Regions from separate parts of the Mus musculus genome. Here region 1 is linked to region 2. Evidence: chromatin loops called from intact Hi-C (ENCODE). Cell type or tissue: heart. All regions are shown on one strand.

Region 1 (8,000 bases), 180 kb before region 2:
CCAGTCTCAAGCCTCTAGCAATTGTGCTGTCTCCTGAGTGTTAGTATTATAGGCTTAAACCATTACACCCAGTTTCCCATTTTTTTAAAAGATTTATTTATTATTATATCTAAGTACACTTTAGCTGTCTTCAGATGCACCAGAAGTGGGCATCAGGTCTCATTATGGATGGTTGTGAGCTACCATGTGGTTGCTGGTATTTGAACTCAGGACCTTCGGAAGAGCAGTCGGTGCTCTTAACCACTGAGCCATCTCTCCAGCCCCAGTTTCCCATTTTTATAGAAACATTTCTTCCTTTCCTGGAATATTAGGACACTAGAAACATATCCTGAAGGTTAGGAGGTCTGCAGTGACCTGAGGTAGGTTGAAGACAGTTGTTTTGTAAAATTGCTGAGGCATGAGAGGGACATTGCCCACAAATATCTGTTACATGGAGACCAGCATATGATACAGATCAAGACAGTATTGCCTTTTGTTCAGACAATTATTATGATAAATTATCTTTTTCCATAGCATTAGCATGCTAGTGACAATTGACAATATATTGTTAAAAACTATTTATCATATATACTCTTAGGGAAAGGGCTATAACATTCAAATACCATCTAATATTTATTCAGAGAATTTAAAAGTCAATTCCACTGGGTGTGGTCATACCTACAGAACAGAGAGGAAGTCTTTGCTTGTCAGAGAAAGAACTGACTTTTTTATTAAAGAGAGCAAAGGCCTTAAAGCATATGAAATACTGATCTTCAACTTTATCAGTATCTAGAGAAGGGTCATAGGTCAGAGACTGATATATGCCTAATGTTTAGGCATTAGCATCAGCAGGGATCGCATAGCTTCTAGAAGTAAATGGAGCACTTCCTCCCCTATTTGCTTCTCTGACTTCTCAGAATAGACACTATTATCTCAGGACTTAGCTCTGCACTGAAGTATGTTTTCTTGTAGTATTCATTCTTATAGGATTTTTGTGTTTTTCTTCTTGCCAGCCAGAAGTACTGTGCTGTGATTTAAATATATAAGCATTGGAATCTGAAATACCTGGCTTTGATTCCCAGATGTTGTGTCTTATTTGTATGACTTAAGTCAAGTTACTTAGCTTTTGAAGATTTATTATCCCACTATGTAATTGACTTTTAAATTCTCTGAACAAATATTAGATAGGATTTGAATGTTATAGCCCTTTCCCTAAGAGTATATATGAAAATGGTTTTTGACTATATTGTCAATTGTAAGTTCTGTTGATATTTAAATCATGGTATTATTGAAAGGCTCAAAACAAATGCAAGAAAGTTGGTGAGGGCTTACAGTGATTTTGTTTGTTTGTTAATGGTGATGGCAGTGGCTGTACTGTTTGAAGACAGGCACTCTGTTAGCTTTGAATTCTTCCTGTATCTACCTGAGCTAAATATCCAGTAGCCCTCAATCTTTTTTATTAAAAAAAAGTCTATATCACACACACATACACACACACACACACACACACACACACACACACACACACACACACACACACTCACACAAGTACACATGGAGAGAATTGTCTGAAATAACAATAGTTTGAAACAATTTAGAGGTCATGTTTGAGCTCATTTTCTGAAATCTTGTTCTTAAGTCAGTCCTTACCTTACCATTCCTAAGATCATTTGAAAGGAAGGATCTGACCACATCATCTGATCCAGCTACTAAAACAACACCAGATAATAATAACTTGCTGTCTGTGCCTTGCCTTCTGGAGAGCAATATAAGCATAGCCCTTGCATGCATTTCACTGTACCTTTGCCTGGTTTCCTTATGCAGAGCTCCAAGGCATGCTTCTACCTGAGTGTCCTCCAGGAGGAATTGCCTCTGGACAGGCATTACGTATTTATGGTTATTAAGTAATGAAACAGTACCACTCAAAGTACATTTCTCTTAATATTAGCACTCTGAGGGTCAAATTATGTATCAGATAAAGAGACAACTCTGTACTTTCACCATGTCCCTCCTCCTCCCTCCCTCCTCCCTCTCTGTATTAGCAAATCATGTTTGTTTTCATTCTCATACAAAAAGGACTTCCTTCTGAGCTCTAACCTTGGGTCTTGGTTACTTAACTAAGCCATGTAACTCCACATGTTAACCCAGGATGAATCCAGTGGCCATAGTGCCAGTGGAGAGTTCAGGGCTGGCTATGACCCAGAAAGTTTGTAAGGAGCTTGGGAGGAAAAAAAACAACAAACAAAAGAACAACAACAACAAAACCAAAAACAGTCCTCAGTCTTGTAACAGCCCTACCCCCAAAGTCAGCCTTCCTTCTGACCTATATTTGGGGGGATTGGAAGCTTGGGATTGTTGTTTGTTACCCTTGATTAGGGAAGGTACCCTTAGGATAGACTAACAAAGTAGAATACCTAAGTCAAACTGAAGCCACCCTGCACTGAACTTTGTTTCACATGTCAGAACACTCCTTTATTGTGAGCCATCTTAAATTGGGTTTCTTACTTGCAGCTTGGAATCATATGGTATTTGGTAGATATATAACTTTCCATTTTTAATATATCAGTAGCTCTAACCATAAAAAGGAGCCTAGGAACGTGAGGTCTCTACCTTACAAGGCATAGTCAGTCTGGCTGAGCACAACTTTGCAAAATAATGACTTACTTTTTGATGTTTTTCAAGTCTTGCCTTTATTTTTTAATTATGAGACAAGATTTCACTCTTAGTCTTTAAACTTGTGACAATCCTCCTGCTTCAGTCTTCTAAGAGTTGGGATTATAGGCATACTTGACTTCACTTGCATTCACTTTGATTGATTAAATATAAACTTAGGTTAAATCAACAAAGTTACAGAGGTTTTTTTTTTTTGTCATTTCTTTTTCACAGTGAACAAAGGTTAATAGCATTATGTAAGTTTACACCAAAAAAACTTCATTATTTCTAGTCTACTGGCATTTGATATTCTCCATCAGTAATTCTTATCCTCCCCCCTTTTGGGAAAAACACAGCTTTTTTATTTCCCCAACAGAGCCAGAATTTTGATGCCTTAGCAGCCAAGGCTGCCTGCACATACAGCAGTGATCTCACTGAACCCTGCTAATAAGTTTGAGGAAATACTCACAGGACAGCCTTGAACTCTCTCCCAGCTTGTCCAAAACAAAATAGAAAAACCTCACCATCTCTCTTTCATGTCAGCAATGACAAAGGCTTGGTGAACTCCACAGTGCCCTGGCCTGTGTGCTGCTTCTAGAATGCCAGCTGGAAGGCCAGGCTGAGGTAGCCAGCTGGTGGTGGAGCACCTATTCTAAGACTGGGCAGTTCCTTTCTTGTGACACTGAAGTCAGAAACAAGATGGGGCATGCTGCCAGCTATTGAAGCAGTGACCTACTTTTACAGTACTCGGTCAGGTTTCTCTTTTCTCTCAGGAGGCTGTACACTCAACATCCTCCCGAGTGCTCAACAAGCCATTTCCCTAGCTAAACCCTTTTGCTTGGTGTTCTTCAGTTTGAAATGGACCTGGAGGGTATCATCCTGAGTGAGGTAACCCAATCACAAAAGAACTCACATGATATGTACTCACTGATAAGTGGATATTAGCCCAGACACTTAGAATACCCAAGATATAAGATACAATTTGTAAACACATGAAACTCAAGAAGAACAAAGACCAAAGTGTGGACACTTTGCCCCTTCTTAGAATTGGGAACAAAACACCCATGGAAGGAGTTACAGAGACAAAGTTTGGAGCTGAGACAAAAGGATGGACCATCTAGAGACTGCCATATCCAGGGATCTATCCCATAATCAGCCTCCAAACGCTGACACCATTGCATACACTAGCAAGATTTTGCTGAAAGGACCCAGATATAGCTGTCTCTTGTGAGACTATGCCGGGGCCTAGCAAACACAGAAGTGGATGCTCATAGTCAGCTATTGGATGGATTACAGGGCCCCCAATAGAGGAGCTAGAGAAAGTAACCAAGGAGCTAAAGGGATCTGCAACCCTATAGGTGGAACAACAATATGAACTAACCAGTACCCCCCCCCCCCAAGCTCGTGTCTCTAGCTGCATATGTAGCAGAAGATGGCCTAGTTGGCCATCAGTGGAAAGAGAGGCCCATTGGTTGTGCAAACTTTATATGCCCCAGTACAGGGGAACGCCAGGGCCAAGAAGTGGGAGTGGGTGGGTAGGGGAATGGGGTGGGGAGGGTATGGGGGACTTTTGTGATAGCACTGGAAATGTAAATGAAGAAAATACCTAAAAAAAAGAAAAGAAAAGAAAAAGAAAAAGAAAGAAATAGGTAACTCCAAACTGAAAAGAGAGTAATAGCTATCCCTTCTCCTATCTTGGGGGCTAGGAGACAGTTTATCAATATAAAATAGTGGGCAAAGATGGCTTTGAGGAAGAACAAAACAGGTCATTTAGGCAGAGGATGGTATTTGGTTTATAGGTCTAGGGTTTTGTTCTCAAAATTCTAATCACATGTACCAGCTTGGCCACCAAACTTCGCTTGTATTCCATAGTATAATGTGATAGAGGCAGAGTGATAAAACTTAACAGATTTTGCTCAGATAAATCTTGTTGAGGAGGAACACTGTGCTTGAGAGTTTGAGGCAGTGTACAGTGCAGCAGAAGTAGGGGTGGGTCTGGGATGAGGCTGTCGGTTGTGCCGGGCAAGGGAACTAAGAAGGGAGTCAGAGAAATTGCTGTCCCAGCCACACTCTGTGCTTGCAGCCTGACTTGACCCTGACTGGCTCACTGCTGTGGAACTAGAGCATGGTCTTTGTGTTGTTTGACCATTAGGTATATACTGTCCTAGTAGCGGATTAATATGCTCCAGGCCTTTCTCTTATTACTCCTTAAAGACATGGCAGAATATGGGAAAGTGTGTTGCATGGTTCCATGCTCTAAGGGGTGACTGAGCCATTTTTAAACCTTGGGCCTTTTACACCTAGAATGAAGCATATTCCCCTCTCCTGCCTACACAACCCCTTCTCATTCAATGTGTCCTGTTCTCTCACTCACAGGATGTGAACTCTGCCTGGTGTCCTTAGGGACATTTGCTAACTGTTCTCTAATGTTCCCATTTATTTATTTATTTATTTATTTATTTAATGTTGTTGTGTTTGTTTGTTTGTTTGTTTGTTTGTTTTCCAAGACAGGGTTTCTCTATATAGTCCTGGCTGGCCTGGAACTCACTCTGTAGACCAGGCGGGCCTGGAACTCAGAAATCCACCTGCCTCTGCCTCCCGAGTGCTAGGATTAAAGGCGTGCGCCACCACTGCCTGGCTGCCTTTTCCTTTTAAGTGTGCCCATAGAACTATGAGCTTCAGGTTTTACCTGTGTCTGTCTGTTCCTCTCAGCAAAACTGTGAGACTCATTTAGAATACATCATCTTCTTGGCAAGGTGAATCACATGCAAGAAGTATGTATATCATGAAAATGAACTTGCTTGCCATCTGCTACCAAGATGACTAAAGTTATGGAGAGGAGTATAAAAGATTCTTTTTAAAGAGTGGAGAGATGGCTTAGTAAAGAGTAGTTCCTGCTGCTCTTCCAGAAGATCTGGGTTCAGTTTCCAGTACCCACATGGCTCCTTACAATCTGGAACTCCAGTTCCAGGGATCTAATACCCTCTTCTGGCTTCCAAGGGTACCAGGCATGCATGTGATACACATATATGCATGCAGACAAAACACTCAAACATTCAAAATAAAAATAAATAAATCTTTTTTAAAATAAAGGATTTTTAAAATTCTCATTTATTTTGAGAAAGAGTCTATTTATGTAGCCCAGAGGGACCTTGAATGAATAATTCTTTAGCCTCAGCTTCCCAGTTGCTAGCTTTACAGGCATGTAAACCTTCATCCAGCCGGCAGAAGGTTTCTGGCTGAATGCCTTTTGTATTAAAAATAATAATAATAATAAAAGCAAAAATAAAAAAGATAAAGGCAAAAGAAGATATATCTTATGAAGAGTAAGCACAGCCTGTTAGAATTTGGGATGTAGGGAGTAGTGAGTTGCATAGTTTTATGTCAGTTTGACAGATGCTAGAGTCATTTGGGAAGAGGGACTCTAGGTTAAGAAAATGCTTCCATAAGGCAAGTCTGTCAAGCATTTTCTTAGTGATTGATGTAAGAGGGTCCAGCACACTGTGGGTACCACCCTTGGGCAGGTCCTGAATGACATAAGGAAGCACACTAGGGGATGGAGAGATGACTCAGTCGCTAGGAGCACTGACTGCTCTTCCAGAGGTCCTGAGTTCAACCACATGGTGACTTACAACCATCTGTAATAGGATCTGATGCCCTCTTCTGTTGTGTCTGAAGACAGCTACAGTGTACTCATATACATAAAATAAATAAGTATTTTTTTTAAAAAGAAGAAGAAAGCAGGCTAAGGAAACAAGCCAGTAAGTAGCACTCCTCCATGGCCTCTGCTTCAGTTCCTGCCTTGTTTGAATTCCTGCCTTGTTTGAATTCCTGCCTTGACTTCCCTCAGTGATGGTTTGTTACCTGGAAGTATAAAATGACATAAACCCTTTCATTCCCAAATTGCTTTTGGTCATGGTTTTGTCACAATAATAAAAACCCTAACTAAGACAGAAATTGGTACCGTATTATGGGATATCTCAACATGTATATCCTGATCCTATGTTTCTAGGAGGACTGTGGTATTAGTGAGGAAGGGCTGTGTGTAGCATTAACTATAACAGAACAGAAGCATGTTGTTTCCTTACTTTTGTACATGATAGATACACTTAAAAAATTCGGCAAATTCGTATTATTTGGCAGATGGTATTATCATGCCTCAACACGAAGTGCTCACCTGCCAACTTTGGTACAACTGCTGTACCAAAGTCTGAACTCAACATTCAGAAGGCTATTGGGTGATACCAGTGTTGACTAAGTATGGGAGTTGAAGTTGCCTTTATGGTAATCCTTGTTCCAAAGGGAGTGCATGGTATATGCTTGATAATAGAAGATATAGTGATAAATGAATCCTATAGTAACTTTGTACATTTGTCTAAGTTTTATCATGATTTGGATCTCAGATATTGAGAAGCATGACTTCAAGAATGTTCCTTGATCGAAGGACAGTTATGTACACCAGAGGGTGCTATGCTTCAATGTTCATACCTTCTTTTTTGTTTCTTATGGTTAGTTGTTAGAAGCTTTGAGGAGTAGCCAGTTGAGAAATGGCTCTCAACAAAGGACTGCCTGAACACGCCCTTCTCTTTTGCTGCTTTCCAGTCTAATAAGGGGTTCAGAAATGCTACACCCCACACTCCCTGGGTCTGTTTCACTGTATTCTAGTTCTTAACTGTCAGGTTCTTTGTTAACCTAGACAACTTTTTTTTTTAAATGCTGCAGCTTAAGTACTTTTCAATATTCTGTCTTTGGTGGAAATGGAGACCATCTGGTTACTGTTGTCTGTGTAATAACAATGATTGAAAATGGTTATTAAGTCACTCTTTAGCCTTTTCTCTTGTCTAGGCAAAGTTGTCTCTGTTCCTCTGACCATAACCCATAAATCTCATTTTCTAGTCCTTTAATCATGTTGGTGGCTTTCTGTGGAAACTACATCAAAGGCTCATTTCAGTGCCTCTATTCTGGTAAGGTCTGTCTGGCCATCAGTATTTAATGGATATGGAATGTGGTTTTAGCCATCCTGTTTCTGTGGCTAGTCCCCAGGCTTCTAAGCCAGTCCCAGTCTTCTGACCATTAGAGGCTATTTTCTCTAACTCTTCATTGTGACACATTTGAAATACTTTTGATTAAAGTGTTGATTGCAGCTTGTGAATGACTCTAGCTGTTGATGAACAGACATTTCAGCCTAACCTGTTTGTGTGAGATCCTTTTCTGTCTGGTTGTGACTTCCATGAGAAGCTAGTCCTTCCCTGTATCTTTGTCATTGTAGACTCAACATCTATGAGTGTATACTGTGTGCTCAACTCTGCTAGAGATTGAGGCGGTTAAGAAGGAGGAGGAGAAGGAGAGGGCAGAGAGGCTAGTACTTT
Region 2 (8,000 bases):
ACACACATACACACATACACACACACATACACACACCATCAGCAACAGCACATACACCCCTTTCTTTCTTGTCCTTGTTGTTTGTTTTGTGTGTGTTTGTTTGTTTGTTTGTTTGTTTCAGAGACAGGGTTTCTCTGTATAAAAACGAGCTGTCAGCCGGGCATGGTGGCGCATGCCTTTAATCCCAGCACTCGGGAGGCAGAGGCAGGTGGATTTCTGAGTTCGAGGCCAGCCTGGTCTACAGAGCGAGTTCCAGGACAGCCAAGGCTACACAGAGAAACCCTGTCTCGAAAAAAACAAAAACAACAAAAAACAAAAAACAAAAAAAAAAAAAACGAGCTGTCCAGGAGCTCACTTTGTAGAACAGACTGGCCTGAACTCACAAAGATCCAAGTGCTGTGATTAAAGGAGTGATTAAAAGCATACCACCATGCCTGGCCCTCTTTCTTTCTGTCTCTTTCTGTCTCTCTGTTTCTGTCTCTGTCTCTGTCTCTGTCTCTGTCTCTGTCTCTGTCTCTCTCTCCCTTTGCCAACCAGTTTCAATCCTGGCCTCTTATCTTCCCAGAATATGTCAATGCAGTAGTCATGTTTCAAGTACCAAGATACCCACAGTGGTTCTTCCTGTGTCAAGGATGCGTCCCAAACAACATTTGCAACAGTGTGCTCCTCTGGACACCAGTCCCCAGAGATGCTTTCTGAAAGCTGAGCTCTGAGCTCAGATAAGTCGAGGGAAATGCTACATGATTTCCATTCTGTTTCTATTATCACACTTACACGAGCACAGAGAGGACTTGGGGACATCCTTAAAGGAAAAAACTTAGTTTCACTTTATTATTTTCAATACTTATTTGACTTAAACTACTTTTTCCCCTTGCAGAATGTCTAGAATTTTTCTTAAATTTACAGTCCCAAGAACAAGAAAAAGCTTTAAATATTCTTTAAAGATGTGTTGTTAAATCTGGGGCCACTGGCTCCTGGTGTTTGTTACTAGATTGTCCAAATCAAAATGGGCTATCAGTATAAGATACACACCAGATTTCCATGTCTTAGTATAAAAATAAAATATCAATAATGTTTAAAAGATTTATTTATTTTTATTGCATGCATGCAACTGATTTGCCTGGATATGACCATGTCCTATGCACATGCAGTCTTTGAAGAGGCTGGAAGAGAGTATAGGGTCCTCTGGAATGGGGGAGTTATGGATGGTTGTGAGCTGTCATGTGGGTTCTAGAAACTACACCCAAGTCCTTTGTAAGAACAGCATGTCTCCAGCCCCAAAATGTCAATTTTTGCATCATTACATGTTGAAATAGTAACATTTTTTTTGAAAAATTGGGTTTAAATGTTATTAAAATTAATTTCACTAACATGAATAATGACTTATGCCACAAATCTCAGAGCAAAGAAAAGCATGTGACTGAGAGAGAATCAGAGGTTGGACTTATGGTCCAGGCTGCTACTTGGAGATGGGTGGTGATCTTGGCTCTGAATCTGAAAGCTGTGATTAGGAACCAGAAATCTGTGGGAGGGGAAGATGTCATATTCAGGACAGCTCAGAGTTTCAGAAATATCAGGGTGCTCAAATAGGCATGCCCACAATAAAGTGGCTAGCCTGGTCTGGGGCTTGGGAGACAGTTATGGGCAGAGTTGAAAAGGAAACTGTTTCCTCCAGGTGACCCATCTACAAAATGGAGGTGTAATCTTCTCGGGGCTAGTGAGATGATAGGGTGACATTACAGGTTAAAAGTGTCTGGCACTGCACAGACATGCAATGGATGCTTGGGAGGTGCTGACTCTTTCAATAGTCTCATCACTGTGATGGCTAATTTCAGTTGTTATCTTGATGCGATCTAGAATTCATTTAGAGACGGGCATCTGGGCAGGCTTGGGAGGGATTACCTTGCTTTGTTAACTGAGTGGGTAAGACAACCACACCCACTGTGCTTACCTAATCTGGAATGGGATCCTGGACCATATTAAAGGGAGAAAGAGATAAACACAAGCTTTCATCTGTGCCTTTTGACTGCCAATACAATGTATCCAGCTGCCAGACTCTTCTGCAATGGAATTTTCCCTGCCTCCTGCTGTGATGGACTGTGTACCCTAAAACTGTGAGCCCCCAACAAAGCAAACCCTTTCTTTTTTAAGTTGCTTTTGTCAGGATCTATAATCCCGACAGGAAATAAAAGAAAAAAAAATACAGCTAAAGTCTTTGCACTATTGTCTCTGCAGCCACACGATGTCCTCTTCCAGTGCCTATGGGATCCACCCACACCTGTGTTCTAAAGTAACCCAGTGCAGGCAGGGGGAGATGTTTCTGGAGATGTGGGGAATGAGGAGAAAGGGCTGCTCTGTCCTGAAGAGAGGGTGAGCAGCTAGTATATGCAGTCCACGGTCCGTCCCCCCCCCCCCCCCGTCCCGTGCCCCCCCCCCAGTACTGCTACCCCCCAGCCCTGCCAGGGAGGCAATCAGCAGTAAGCCTTGCTTCTTCATTCTAAACCTCAGCTTCTGCACCGGCTCAAGCGGGAGTCTGCTAGCTGAGCCCTTGCCTGTTTTTGTTCCTTGCCATCTTCTCCCTTCCAGAAAACTGCTCGCTTTGCTTTCTCTTGACCCACAAAAGACATCACTTCCTTGAAGACTTGGCTCCTGCTAAGCCTCCTGGCGGCTCCTTCCTGGGGCAGAGGGCCAAAGTCCTGACAAGACTAAGATGAGGTTTTGGAACCAGGCCAAGCTGGAAAAAACAGGAAAGATGACGAACCAAGCTGCCTCCTTTCTGGGGACTGTTTATCCCACTGTTCCTTCAATTGAGTTTTGTGGGCATTTTTCAACCCTTGACATTTCACTCAGTGCATGTCTCTGGCCTTTTCCTGCCCCTCCTCGCCCTACCCCAGCACATCACTAGTTATAGAGACTGTTGGATGGATTCACTCCCGGAACCCACTTGGCTAGCTGCACCCAATTCCTAGAAACCAGGAAGCACACCAACATATCTTAAATGACTGCTTAGTAGGAGGAGCCATCTTATAAAACAAGCCCCTCTATGACTTCTTAGGGTAAGGAATGTTCCTTTTGAATGTTATGAAAAGGGAAGGTTCAGAGTGCTCCCCAAAGTTACCGGCATGCAAGTGTAGCCTCCAGAAATGAGGAAGGTTGGAAGAGAGAAGGGGTGACTATATGTTCAGGGCAGAGTCTTGCGTGGCCAAAGGTATTTCTGCTGTGATTTCTCACTCCACCACTTACTGGCCCAGGAATGTGGGCAAGTTCCTAATAGGAGGCAGTGTAGAGAAGCAGTTTAGAGCCCAGGCCTGGGAGTCAAATGTCAGCTGTGCCATCTGCTAGTTATATGACCTTGGGCAACTTCCTTCGCCTCTCTGCACTTTGGTTTCCACAGCTAGAAAGCAGGGTAATAATAGCACCTACCTCATCAACTTGTTGCAAGGATTAAACGCGATAATCCACGGGGAGCACTTAGCACGCTGTCTGGCTCATGGTCGGGTGCCATCTATGTCAGCTATGGCATGAATGTGGGCCTAGCCAACTTTGGCCACCACCTGTCACCCTGGTCGCTCTCGCTCAGCACTTGGCACACGGTAGGTACTTGCTGCCTTGGCTACTGAAGGAGCGGCTAGAAATTGACTCAGTGTTTCTGAAAACAGGCCTCAGGCAAATGTGTAGGAGGAGGGGGAGGATTTTCAAGAGTTTCCCAACCAACAAGCCAGTAATTGCTCTTTGCACGCTAGTATAAACTTGAAACTATTTCCAGATGGGAAATACCCACTAGATCCATATGTCACACCCATTTCCAATGGCAGCCCATGCGAGCAGAGACATCCCTGTATTCACACCTATAGAAGCAAGCTGTACTCACGTAGCTATCCACAGGACACGCAGACCCCAAAGGCTTAAGTAACCCCCACTTCAGAAGAGTTGCTGATTGCTTATTTAAAGCATGCCCTTTTAAACATCCCCTATGCCTCTGCCTCTCACTGTGTGTTTGATACTTCTTGTTCCCTAGCATCTGTACCTTAGGGGTAGGCCCAGGTGGGATAGTCCACTGAATTTACAGAACACTTAAAAGGTAGGAAGAACCTCACAGTGCAGTGACTCACTCATTCAACATACTCATAGCATTTGGGACTTGGAAAACTGGAAATGATGAATCAAAGTGTCACCTGCAGTCAGAGAGAGATCTGAATCAGCAGATGACCTTACTCGCTGAGTGGGTATATACCTTCTCACTAAGCCTTGGTGAGAGGACAGGGTGAGTAATATGGTCGTGGTTAGCACAAAAGTAACATTTTTGCTGCATAACTCCTTCTATGTAGGGAAGAGAGCAGAAGGAGCCAGACAGGCTGGTTTCCCATGGCCTTGGGGCCAGTCACTTCCCTTCTGTGATTCCCAAGTTCCTCATTTGAAGCGTGGAGAGAATCCTCTTGCCTTGAAAGGCACATTTTCTCTATTCATTCATTCACCCACTCATTCATAAAAGATGGTGTTTCCTAAGAGATAGATTGCTCTATGTAGTGGCTATGGAGGGGTGGGGTGGGGGATGGGGTCATTTGGTAGATTATATTATTGCTCAGCAAATATTTACGTCACCTAGCCCTCCCCACTTCGAGAGGAATATCATTTCCTCACTCTGTTGATACTTGGATTTAGCCATGTGACTCGCTTGAGCCAGAAGAGTATGAGCGGAAGCGGCAGCTGCCAGCTCTGAGACGCTGAGTGCTTTCTTTTCCACCTCTTAAGCAATTGTCCTTGGCCATGAGAATCCCAGATAGCGGGGAGTCCTTCAGCTGGACACAGAAAGAACAGACATGGGAGGCAGCTGTGTGTGACCCAGAACTTGGAGGCCAGCCCAACCCGGCTAACCCACAGACCCCGGGTGAGAAATGAAATGTTCACTGTTATGCATGTGAGTTTCTGGAAGCTTTAAGGTTTTAAAAAATTAATTAATTAATTAATTTGGTGATTGATGGTTGCAATGGTATGTGCTCTATGACACAATCAGAGTAATTAGAAAATCCCTTCAAATTTTTTTTTAAATGAGAATATTAAAAATCTTTTCTTCTGCTTTTGGTCCTCCTCTTTCTTATCACTCCCTCCTCCTGTTCCCCTGTGCCCTCCTTCGCAATGTGTGTGTGTGTGTGTGTAGGGCAGATATCAACCTTGTGTTGATATCAGTCAGTACTCAGGAGCCCTCCACTTTGTTTTTCTCTTTTAATTAAATTATGTATCTATTATTATCGTGTGCATAACGTGTGTGTGTCTGTGTGTGTCTGTGTGTGGGCATGTGTGCCACAGCAGCTGTGTGGAGTCTGAATATAACTTTGTGGAGTCAACTCTCCCCTTTCATCCTTGCACAGGTTCCAAGGGAGGAACTCAGGTCTCCAAGCGTGTACACATACTCTTTACCAGCGGAGCCCTCTAACAATTTTGAAATATTTGAGTTATTATTAATTATAGTAACCCTATAGTAAGGAGGACGCCTTCTTTCCTTCTAACTTCAGTTTTGTACCTGTTAACCAGTGTTTCTTCTCTCCTTCCCTGCCTCTGGAAGTTGCTTTTATAGAATACTGTCAAGACAAAATCAGACCGGTGTGAATCTTTACCTGTCCTGACACTGACTGTGGCTCGGACTCTGGGGAAGGATTTTCTGTTTAGGTGACATTTGACCTGAGCTCGGAATGTCTAAAAAGGACTGGTTGTGGGTGGGAGAGAAGTGGCCTAGTCAAGAGGAGGAACTATATATACATGGCTTCTGAGTTGGTGGATGAACAGAAAAGAGGTCTGAATCCTAGACTCCGCTCAGGCACTCCCTCAGAGCCTCAGCTCCAAAGCTGAACTTTCCAGACCTGTTTTTCTTCTTCTTTTCCCTTCTCAGCCATTGAATGACACCACCATCTGTCTACTTAATTGCCCAAACTAGAAAGCCGCACCCCACCCCCCCTTTTCTCTTCCCCCTTTCTCCTCCCCTTCCCTCAGCCCCGCATCATCTGTCTTCAAGTCTTGCCAACACACACTCTGGTCCTTCTTTTTAACTACCCAAGTTGAAAGCATTGTCCTTTCTTGCATGGACACAGCAAGAGCCAGGTCCCTGACCCCCTGGCCTTTGATCCTTTGTTTGTCTTTTGTAGATTGGTTGTTGTTTTGTTTGTTTGTTTTTCAAGACAGGGTTTGTCTGCATAGCCCTGGCTGTCCTGGAACTTGCTCTGAAGACCAGGCTGGACTCAAACTCACAGAGATCCACTTGCCTCTGCCTCTCCGGTGCCTGGCTACTGTTTTGTTTTTAAGAAAGAGTCTTGCATACTTTAGGCTGGCCTCAAACCAGCCATGTACTGAGGATGGGCTTGAGTCCTTGATCTTCCTGGTAGAGTCCTCCCAAGGGCTAGGATGATAGACGTGTGCCCTCTTTTAACCAGTGGCCTTATTTTAAAAACAATCGTCCTTATTTGTGAGTGGTTACAGAAACATACCATGGAAGTGTTCAGCAACAATAACAAGTTTTTGACAATAAAAAAAAGTGGAGTTTGTTGACTGAAGGGATGTCTCAGTGGTTAAGATCACTCACTGCTCTTCCAGAGGACCTGAATTCAGTTCCTAGCACCCTTATCTGGCAGCTTACAACTACCCGAAACTCCAGCTCCAGGGGATCTGACACCTTCTTCTGGCCCCCACGTTCACGTACATTCCTGTACAATTAGTCACCTTACCCCTGCCACATACATGCACATAGAAATATGTCTCAAAATAAAATAAGAACCAGGCTTGGTGGTGAACATCTTTAATCCCAGCACAAGAGGGGTAGAGAGGCAAGCAGATCTTTGTGAGTTCAAAGCCAGCCTGGTCTACGAAGTGAATTCCAGGACAGCCAGGAAAGCTACACAGAGAAACCCTGTCTCAAAACAACAAAGAAAGGTGGGCGTGGTGGCCTTTAATTCCAGCACTCGGAGGATGGATCTCTGAGTTTGAGGCCAGCCTGGTCTACAGAGTGAGTTCTAGGATAGTCAGGGCTACACAGAAAAACCCTGTCTTTATCCCCTTTCATTGGGTAGAGCATCAAAAATTGTAACCGATCCAGAATCTGTAATTGGTATTTTAACTTTCAATTTAACATTTTTTCATTAGTTTCTTTCTTTATTTTTGCAGTGCTGAGATTGAATTTAGGGGTACTCCAGCACTGATCTCCACCCCTGTCACTGGTTCTTGTAGTTTTTGACTTGGTCTCACTGAGATGAACAGGCTGGTCTGGATCCTCTCCTTGCAGCCTGCTGAGTAACTGAGGTTAAGGCCCCGTCAGCTGGGCCTTTGGTTTTACTTTATGTTTCTTTGCTCTTGTGCCAAGAACCTGAGTGTGGTGGTGACGCACGCCTTTAATCTCAGCATTCAGGGAGCAGAGGCAGACAGATCTCTGAATTCAAAGCCCATCTGGTTTATGTGTAGAATTTCAGGCCACATAGGGTTGCATAGTGAGATCCCTTTTCTATATCCCCTTCCAAACTTTACAGGCTTTTTGTTTTAATCCCTACTGATTCCAATTAGTAGCACCCACACATGCCCGGGTGTAGGGTCATTCATTGGAGGATGCCCAATTTATCATAAACAGGGCTGAGGAGATGGCTCAGTGATTAAGAGCACTGACTGCTCTTCCAGAAGTCCTGAGTTCAAATCCCAGTAACCACATGGTGGCTCACAACCACCCGTAATGAGATCTGATGCCCTCTTCTGGTGTGTCTGAAGTCAGCTACAGTGTTCACAGCATACTGTTTATCACCAATTCTCCCAAACTCTGACTTCCAGTTTTTCTGCCTCTTCTTCCCCAGTGAAGAAAAACCTGGCTTGGGCTGGTGAGATGGCTCAGCGTGTAAGAGCACTGACTGCTCTTCTGAAGGTCCTAAGTTCAAATCCCAGCTTACAACCACCTGTAATGAGATCTGATGCCCTCTTCTGGTGTGTCTGAAGACAGCTACAGTGTACTTACATATAATAATAAATAA

The links. Peaks named below come from ENCODE experiments on the same cell type or tissue, not always from the same donor. Only the 100,000 strongest peaks of a DNase experiment are listed, where the experiment ranks them.
Region 1: it touches region 2 in a loop (3-fold over the local background); 4 of 42 quality-filtered maps call a loop at or near these places.

What each region holds. Positions count from the first base shown.
Region 1 is chr2:160,792,461-160,800,460 of GRCm38, reverse strand. All of the region lies in intron 2 of Zhx3 (zinc fingers and homeoboxes 3), which reads left to right. Among named protein-coding and RNA genes, the nearest start is that of Plcg1, 65 kb to the right of the region's middle. In heart, a CTCF peak has its summit at 7,081 (motif pointing right); a DNase peak (open chromatin) is centred at 3,320.
Region 2 is chr2:160,616,750-160,624,749 of GRCm38, reverse strand. It overlaps LOC115489488 (a long non-coding RNA gene), which reads left to right and starts at 4,683. Exons shown (of 3, transcript NR_168354.1): 1 at 4,683-4,918. In heart, a CTCF peak has its summit at 2,688; DNase peaks (open chromatin) are centred at 2,679, 3,479, 4,369 and 4,739; H3K27ac peaks cover 1,474 bases.